Linked DNA regions of Homo sapiens: region 1 is linked to region 2. The links are chromatin contacts, found by Hi-C in ENCODE. All regions are on one chromosome and are shown on one strand. The core of a region is the stretch at or near the end of the contact, and the rest is flanking DNA. Distances in the headings are between cores, read along the strand shown. Region 1 overlaps AUTS2 (activator of transcription and developmental regulator AUTS2). Region 2 overlaps AUTS2 (activator of transcription and developmental regulator AUTS2).

What was found. Hi-C counts contacts between places; a loop is a spot of excess contacts on that map. Pooled maps may share reads with other maps.
Region 1: a pooled map shows a loop between it and region 2 (2.9-fold over the local background). The contact joins two enhancer-like sites. A Hi-C loop is called at or near these places in 2 of 37 single-sample maps with no recorded cell type and 3 of 50 pooled maps.

What each region holds. Positions count from the first base shown.
Region 1 is chr7:70,774,598-70,778,664 of GRCh38, reverse strand. It overlaps AUTS2 (activator of transcription and developmental regulator AUTS2), which reads right to left. Exons shown (of 19, transcript NM_015570.4): 13 at 3,279-3,308; 14 at 1,491-1,562. Among named protein-coding and RNA genes, the nearest start is that of GALNT17, 360 kb to the left of the region's middle. Within about 2 kb of position 1,769, at least 5 of the 41 ENCODE cell types and tissues checked have a DNase peak (open chromatin) inside an H3K27ac peak, as active enhancers do.
Region 2 is chr7:70,236,969-70,241,141 of GRCh38, reverse strand. All of the region lies in intron 4 of AUTS2 (activator of transcription and developmental regulator AUTS2), which reads right to left. Among named protein-coding and RNA genes, the nearest start is that of AUTS2, 640 kb to the right of the region's middle. RefSeq lists enhancers at 2,505-2,584, 2,905-3,074, 3,095-3,204, 2,513-3,897. Within about 2 kb of position 2,886, at least 3 of the 41 ENCODE cell types and tissues checked have a DNase peak (open chromatin) inside an H3K27ac peak, as active enhancers do.

The DNA of each region.
Region 1 (4,067 bases), core at 520-3,019, 540 kb before region 2:
ACCAAAGCAAAATATCTTAGTGACCTCATTTACTGAGGTTTGCATCTTAAAACTTTTAACCGGGTTTTTATTTTTTACTCTTTTTTTTTTTTTAGAGATGAGATCTTGCTATGTTGCCCAGGCTGGACTCAAACTCCCAGGCTCAAGGGGTTCTCCTGCCTCAGCCTCTAGAGTGACTGGAACTTGGGTTGTTTTATTTTAAAAATCACGTAACCCTTTTAAAAACATGTCTCTTCTGTGATGAAGAGCTCTATCTATCTCCTGGCTCATTGGTCTCCTGTATTTCTTTCATGAGAACTCCCAAATGCTGTTAGGACTAAAAGCTTGTTCATGAAGAAATGGATTAAGTGAAGCTTATTGGAGTTACTTGATTGCTTGTTTGCTCCCATTTTTGCAGGCATCGTAACATAGCCTATAAATACCCAGACTGTAAAATACAGACTTGTCAGTTACTTTGTTCCCTAAGCCAAGCGCTGATGCTGTATCCAGGGACTTGCAGAAGTTCTTGATCTCTCCCCTACTGAGTCATAAAGGCTCTAGCAGAACATGGAATATGTTCATCCCTATGATGAAAATATAGACAAAAAGGAAAAATCGTCTTTGGACAGCGAGGTAACTAGCCAGAACGTGGCTCCTGCAAGTACTGACTGTATTCCAATCCCTGGCACTGACCATCAGGAGGACCAATGACAGTTCAGCGGCATCATCTTCATATAGGGCACACATGACTCTACCATTTTCCCACAGCCATAAAATGAAAAGAATGCACCAGTCACTATTTTTACAAAAACCCAAACCCAACATTCATTTGTAGCTCTTCCCAGATGCAGAGTATTTTCTGTATTCTAATTCTTGGTCACTATAATTTTATTTCCAAAAGCTTTATTTTAGCATTTAATCCATATTCAAGACCTTTGGATCAATAAAATGACAAAATTATAAAGGGAACAAAACCCTGGGGCATTATCAGTTTGCTTTTGTTTTGTAATTTCACTAGTGGTTTCCCTAATTAACAGTAAGATTTCTGAGCTGGCTGCTGTGACTTGCACTGTAATCCCAGCTACTTGGGAGGCTCAGGTGGGAGAACTGCTTGGGGCCAGGAGTCTGAGACCAGCCTGGGCAACACAGTGAGACCCCTATCTATCTCTACAAAAACAACAATCAAGAAATTAGCCAAGTATGGTGGTATATGCCTAAAGTCCCAGCTGCTTGGGAGACTGAGGTGGGAGGATCACATGAGCCCAGGAATTCAAGGCTGTGGTGAGCTATGATTGTCCCCTTGTACTCCAGCCTGGGCAACAGAGTGAGACCCTGACTCTAGGAAAAAATAAGTAAGACTTCTGAGTAGCTTTTCCAAGAGAGGCTTGATCCTTCCTAACTATGGGTCTGTAAAATGTGTTTTAAATGCCTCCTTCATCAGGTTCTCCCGAGCACGTCACACACTCACATGTGCATCCCATTCTTCCCTACACCACGAAGGTCGGACTGACCTTGACTTTCTGTTGGTGGTGGTAAATCTGCCAGGCGATGTGAACATGCATAGCACACCACTTCCCTGGTTTCTGGAACAAGAAAGAGCAACGTGGTTAGGAGGAAGACATTTCAGAGAAAACCACCTTCAATTTCCCCAAAGCTTTCAGCAGATTTTGGCTGCAGAGGCTTTTTTCGTGAAACAAGAGTGCTTTGTACTCTCCAAGTGCCTTCCATCAGTAGCTCTCCAGCGCCCAGTCATAAGGGAGTCACAGCCAGCTCCCCCTCTCTCCCCACGTGGGTTTGCTACTCAGAAAACCACATTGACAAGGGCCTCCCCGGTTACCAAGGACAAGACGGCAAAAGCCTGAATCCCACTCTGTGCCTCTTCTCTTTCTTTTCTGCTGCCAGCTGGCAGACCTGGTAGAGTGGGAAGCCCTACTTAACAAATGTTGCCATGCTATAATGCAAATCAGCTGTTCAGAAGAGCTCATTAGTGAATGTCTGTGAGTCAAATCAAAATAAGAGAGGGTACAGAACCTGTCCTAACCTCCCCCAAGACCGTGGTGGTTTTTATTTTAACCCCCAAAGTGGTACAAAGAAATTCACATTTTGATTGAAGCCCAGTTACCGTAAATGCTAAGAGTCAACTACCCATTCGTGTTGGTGGGCGCTGTTCCTAAGTTTAAAGAAAGAAACAAAGAGAAGAATATTCCTTCCTTCCTGTTCTCTATCTAGGCCTCTGCAGATCTCAAGTCCATCCTCCACCCTCTGGGGTTGAATTTGAATCCACATCTCCCCAATTATTTCATGTCTTGCTTTATAAGGAGTGGAGTGCTGTGAGTGTATTCTCTTCTACCAGTCAGCGGGCAGGGACCACCTTTTCACTTCATTTCTGCTAAGTAATCTACCCATAAGCTCGGCGTGCGCGCTCAGTGACTACTGGACAGATGAGAAGAAAACACAGCCTCATTCTACATCGGCGAAGAACAGAAGCTTCTGGTTTCTACAGTATGGAGTTAGTTCCGAAAATATATACTTAAATGCAAGTCTGGGTCAGTTCTCTTCTCTTGCAATGAAATTATGGGTAGTTTGAAATCACAAATAATATACTGCCTCACCTAAGTGATGACACAATTCTCCTTTTTCCCCTGGAGAAATCAAATTATCTGATTATGTGCCCTAGAAATGAGTTATGCATAGCAAGAAATCTGCTGTCCATCCATCTTCTGTCCAACAATTCATCATGTCTGTCTTACCCCCAACCACCAGGATTCATTTAGAGGTCATCACACTGGCCAGTCTCCAGACCTCGAGAACAATTTGCTTTAAGCAAGATGTTAACAAACCAGATGCTTATAGTACCTCCTTCCTGCACCTTAAAAGGAGGTCAAACGGCTATGGCAAGTCAATGTCACTTACTACAGAAAGAGGGAGCCACCAGCCAAAATAAATGGACCCAGCTACATATTTTCTAAGTGCAAGAGAGACTAACTTCAGCCTATAGCTTCAGTCTTTCCCCTTAAGTTCCAACTAGTCAAACCTTTTACCAGAACTGCTAACAAGAGATCGGACTCGTTGACTTTTCTCTGTTGTAGAGATAAAAAAAAAAAGCCAATGGCCTCCAACGGTCAAAGCAAAACAGTTTAGGCCATTTTCAATCACACTATCTGAAAAACCCAATCACCGTCATTCCAATGTCTTATTCCAACATTTCTATGGCTTATTTCCTTGTAATAGACTTGTATTTTTAACCCACAGGGAGTCAAATAGAGGTTGCAAAACAGTTCTATAAGAAGCTTTCTTACCCTTAACATAGGTCTGAAAGGATCTGTCAACTGTGAAGAGAAAATGACAACTTGGTTACATGCCTGTCACTCAAACAATTGCTCTAATTAACAAATTTGTAGTGCTTCATTAGGAGGGGAAATTAAAATGTTAGAATTTTACTTTTAAATGAAGCCCTTTTAGAGAATAATTAACCCATTTTCACACTATCAAAAGTGCCAAGTGTCCCCTCCCCCACTTCACAAGCCTTGGTACATCTACGCTGACAAGCCCCTGTACAAGTTTAATCAATAGCAATGTGCCCTCTGGCAACATGATTTGCTCACATCACACACCAGGAGTTTCACTGTTTTGAGCTCCAAACCACACCGGGTAGGTCTGAGGGAGAATGGCCTTCAGACCCCTGGCTTTTAAAGCTGTCTACTAACTGGTATCTGGGGAGAGGTGTCCTTTCCATCCATCCAGGAGAATTAGGCTCTCTTTACCAATACCCTTACATTGATGACTTTACATTATTTATAGCTATTAGACATTTTCCAGAAGTTCACTATACATCATGACATACTTACATAGTTGAGTCATTTTAAACTTCTATCTAACTCTGGTTATCAATTTCTGACTGCCCTTATGTAGGTAAAAAGACAATATTGTTAAAGATTTTTTCATATTTCGTATAAAGATGACTACAAATAACAATGAGGCAAGATTGTATCTATCGTATAACTTCAGATTCCTTTTTTGGAAGCAGGCAGTGGTAATAAATTATGAATAAACAACATAACCAAAGCATAATGGATATTTTATTTAGC
Region 2 (4,173 bases), core at 1,637-4,136:
AGATTTCAGGCAGGACCATGAATCCGCTTTGTAATTAAGACCTAGAGGAGGCCAAAAAGCTGACTGGGAAGGCTTCCCAATTGCTCAAGCTTCATAAGACACCACTGACTTCATGGATTCTCCAGCACTTGGGGATGGAGTTCCTTGTTAGATATGTCCAAACAACAAGGACCTAATCTTGGAGTCAGACCACCTTACTGTTGTTATTCAAAACCCGAAGTGGATACAGTCCTGGAGTTGCTTTCTTCTAAGCATAAGATTTGATTTCTGACTTGTGGTGGTGAGTGAAAAGGAAATATAAATTGGAAATCATTTCATTGAAACTTTTTTACTATAAACACTTTGTAGGCTTAAACTAAAAGAAAACTGTAATCTCCCATAAACCCATGAATTAAAGGAGGATGCTGTGTTTTCTATGCATACAGACATTTATTTTCTTAAATTACCATATTGCACATGCTATATTAAACTAGAGGATCACATGTTCAATGCCAAAAATGGCATGCAAGCCTTGAGCAGACCAACTGAATAAAGGGCTAGAGATGGGGACACAAAGGGCCAAAACCAACATAAAGAAGAATGGTTTCTGGAAAGATGTTAGTAATACTAGACCGGAGTCAGGAGGGAGCATAGCAAGAGTCCCTAGGCCTCACTCTGTATTTAATTCATTCCTTCTGCCCTTAAGATTATAAGTGTACTACCATCATTTACCCAGCTCCTTCCATATGCCAGGCACTTTACAAAATCCCCATGAAAACCACATATGTATTATCAAACACCATTTTACAATCAAGAAAACTCAGACTCAAAGAGTTGAGAAACTCTTAAGAGTGGTTCAGGGAATATTCACAACCAGATGTGTCTGACATCAAAGTCAAAGCTACTAGTTACCAGGTTACATCAATTGTAGCCAGGGCTCTGAAAGAGGCACCATATTGAACCCAGCTGTGTTGCATTAAATCTCCTTCTATAGCCTACCACCTGTGCTCCTTGGCTACCGGGGCTGGGAGATTCTGGTTGCTAGGCTCATTGCTTAGTAGGAATGTCACGCTAGCCAGCTCAGGCAACCTCTAAGAACTACACCAGTCCCCAGTCATATCTCCTCCTTATTCTGCACTCACATCTCTGATTATAATATTCAGTGAGTCACTGATCCCATCTGGCCCAATGATTCCTTACCTACCGTTACTTAAACCACAGGACCTCTAAATATTCATGTGCTTATGCCGTACTTTCCCGATCGGCAATAGGAGTGGGACTCAATTTTCTTAGTATCTCCTCCATTCTTATGTACATTGCCTTACAGAGAGTAGGTGTGCAATAAATGCAATTAATTTTTCAAGAATTCCAAGTGGTATGATTCATGGAATGAACCTTACCACCTCTCCTTAAAAATTAGGTTGCAGGGGCCGGGTATGGTGGCTCACGCCTGTAATCCCAACACTTTGGGAGTCCCAGGTGGGCAGATCACCTGAGGTCAGGAGTTCAAGACCAGCCTGGCCAACATGGGGAAACCCTGTCTCTACTAAAAATACAAAATTAGCCAGGCATGGTGGTGGGTGCCTGTAATTTCAGCTACTCAGGAGGCTTAGGCAGGAGAATCCCTTGAACTCCGGAGGTAGAGGTTGCAGTGAGCCAAGATCGCACCATTGCACTCCAGCCTGGGCAAAAAGAGGGAAACTCTGTCTCAAAAACAAAACAAAAAAAATTAGGTTGCAGGGCTGGCTCTGCATGAATTCATATGGTAGGGGAGGAGAAAGGTAGAAGGGGTTAAAAATTAATCAATTAATTCTGATTTTCTAAACTAAAGAAAAGAACTGAAAAATCATCTTCTCAAAAGACATATGATGGGCCAGAGTAGGTAGTAGGGCCTGGGAAAGGAAGCAGCCAGAGAGACCTGATGTGGCCTGCCCCAAGACATGGGGGCTGGAGAAGATACTGGGGAGGCAGAGGGTTTGTAAAACATTTTTGTAAATTTTGTAGTTCATAAAATTATGGAGGAGAGGCTCTGATTGTTTAGGGATAAATCAGGAGCCCAGAAGAAGGAAAAGTGGAGGAGTCTGATGATTAAAGGACATCAAATAGTATCTGCTCAACGAAACTATCTGCTCAGGCATCTCTATTACATCGGTAACTGCCTCCCTCCTGCCAAGTTACCTCACAACCAATAAGAGCTCTATTGCTCAAAGCAAATACTTAATTAGGGAGTTCTACTAATTGATAAACTGACATCTGTCTGATCAGGCCTATAACCACACACAAACAAGTGCATGTACACACACACACACAAACACACATACACAGAAACACATCTCTCTGATGATGAGTGCACGCATATCTTGTTTCTCTGGAGCTCAGAAGTAATATAAATAAGGTGGGGGATTGTAAGAGAAAAGCTAAGAAGAGGAGGAAAATGACAATTTGTATTTACTAATAACATGCAATAAATCTTAGTCCTCCTACAGTTAAAAAAAAAACACTAATAATAAACTCAGAGGGGGTACTGTCTATAGGCAAGGAGGAGACATAAAATGTAAAGCATGATACAGTGGTGCTCAAAGTAGCCTGCTGAAAGCATCTGACTCCTTGGACAGGAAAGGGAGACTGGTGAGATCTAGAGAACTCTTAAAGTTAGAGAGAGGACTTGCTAAGCTAAAAGAGGAAAGTAAATAAGAAGGGAGGGAGCAGGCAGTCCACGATCTAAGAGGGGCAGCCACATGACAGATGCACAGGGCAGTAGAGGAAATGACAGCATTAGTGTTGGTCCTGTCAAAAGGCCTTGCCGGCAAAGCTAAAGCGGACAGCACTAAAATCCCCTCTGCTCACTAGGCCTGCTGGAGACATAATGAAACACAATACTGTTGGGGGTGGCCCCTGGGTAACATTTTCACTTCTACATTCCATTTTCAGTTTAGGTCGAGATTTTTAAGAAGACAGCAAGCAGCACTCGAGTCCCAGGTGACAAGATCTGCTCAGATTTAGTCTTTGAATGTTGCAAATTAAATTCCCTCATCAGGCCTCTAATCACTCTTACCAGATGGGGCTTGTGCTCAATTTTGGATCCACAGGAAATTTAATGGTTATTGTTTCTGTTTAAATAGGAGATTATTGCATTTTAATAAGTTCTCTTTGGGACTTGCAGCAACAATAGAGCACTATGAATTACTGTAGATAGCTGTTACTGCATGCTGGGGAAAAATCAAGTTACTAAGTGTGACAAGTTGCTTTTTCTTCCCTTCCAGCAATCGCTCCGAGTGTATTTACCACCAAATTAAGTATGTGCCGAGGGGATAATATTTTTATCCTGCCGAGGGGGAGAAGGAGCTTGTCTGTGGATTTTCATTAAAATGACACATCTGTTCAGCAATTTCACAAAGTAATTCTGCTGAAAGTTTTATCAGCTAATTTTAATTATTCACTCCAGTGGGTTGAATACAGGATTCATCATGTTGAATTAATACATTTGACGGGAATTTCACAAAGAGGGGGAGAAAAAGCAATCAACAAATTGAATTGTCATGCATTATGGATTAAATTGAGATTCTTTAATTAGGATAAGCCTGAGATTTGGTATTTTGAAGGTATTAGAAAGCTTAGCAATACAGTGGTAAAGATTAAGAAAATGCAATTAAATATTACACTTTGGACACAGCCAGGATATCATATGAGTAGAAGAGTCCTTTTTAGCAGAATGGTTAATAGTGTCAGTTTCTAGAATTGCTCAGTGGTGGAACTGCGGCCATGCCAATGAGAGACAGCTGCTGTTTGTTTACCACAGATGAATTAAAGGTAATTGTATTTTAAAAGACTGGAAGCTGACTCTCTTTAAACTACAATGAGATAATTGTGGCAGTGACAATGAACAAATAACTAGGAGATGCAAGGTTCAAGTTCTGGCCCTGCCATCACTACTTACATATGAGACTTTGAAAAATGCAATATTTTTTATTGAGCACCTATTACATGGAGACACTGTATTAGACAAGCAGGAATCAACAGTGAACAAGAAAGTCCCCTGCCCAAGGGAGGTCTAGAGTCTAGTGCAAGACTCCTCTCTGAGGGCTCAGTCTTTGTATCTAAATAACAAAGGGGCTGGATCTGATGAGTGTGCAAAGTCTGTTCCACATCTGACATTCTACACAAATTGCAATAAATAATTGTATTGAGCTTACT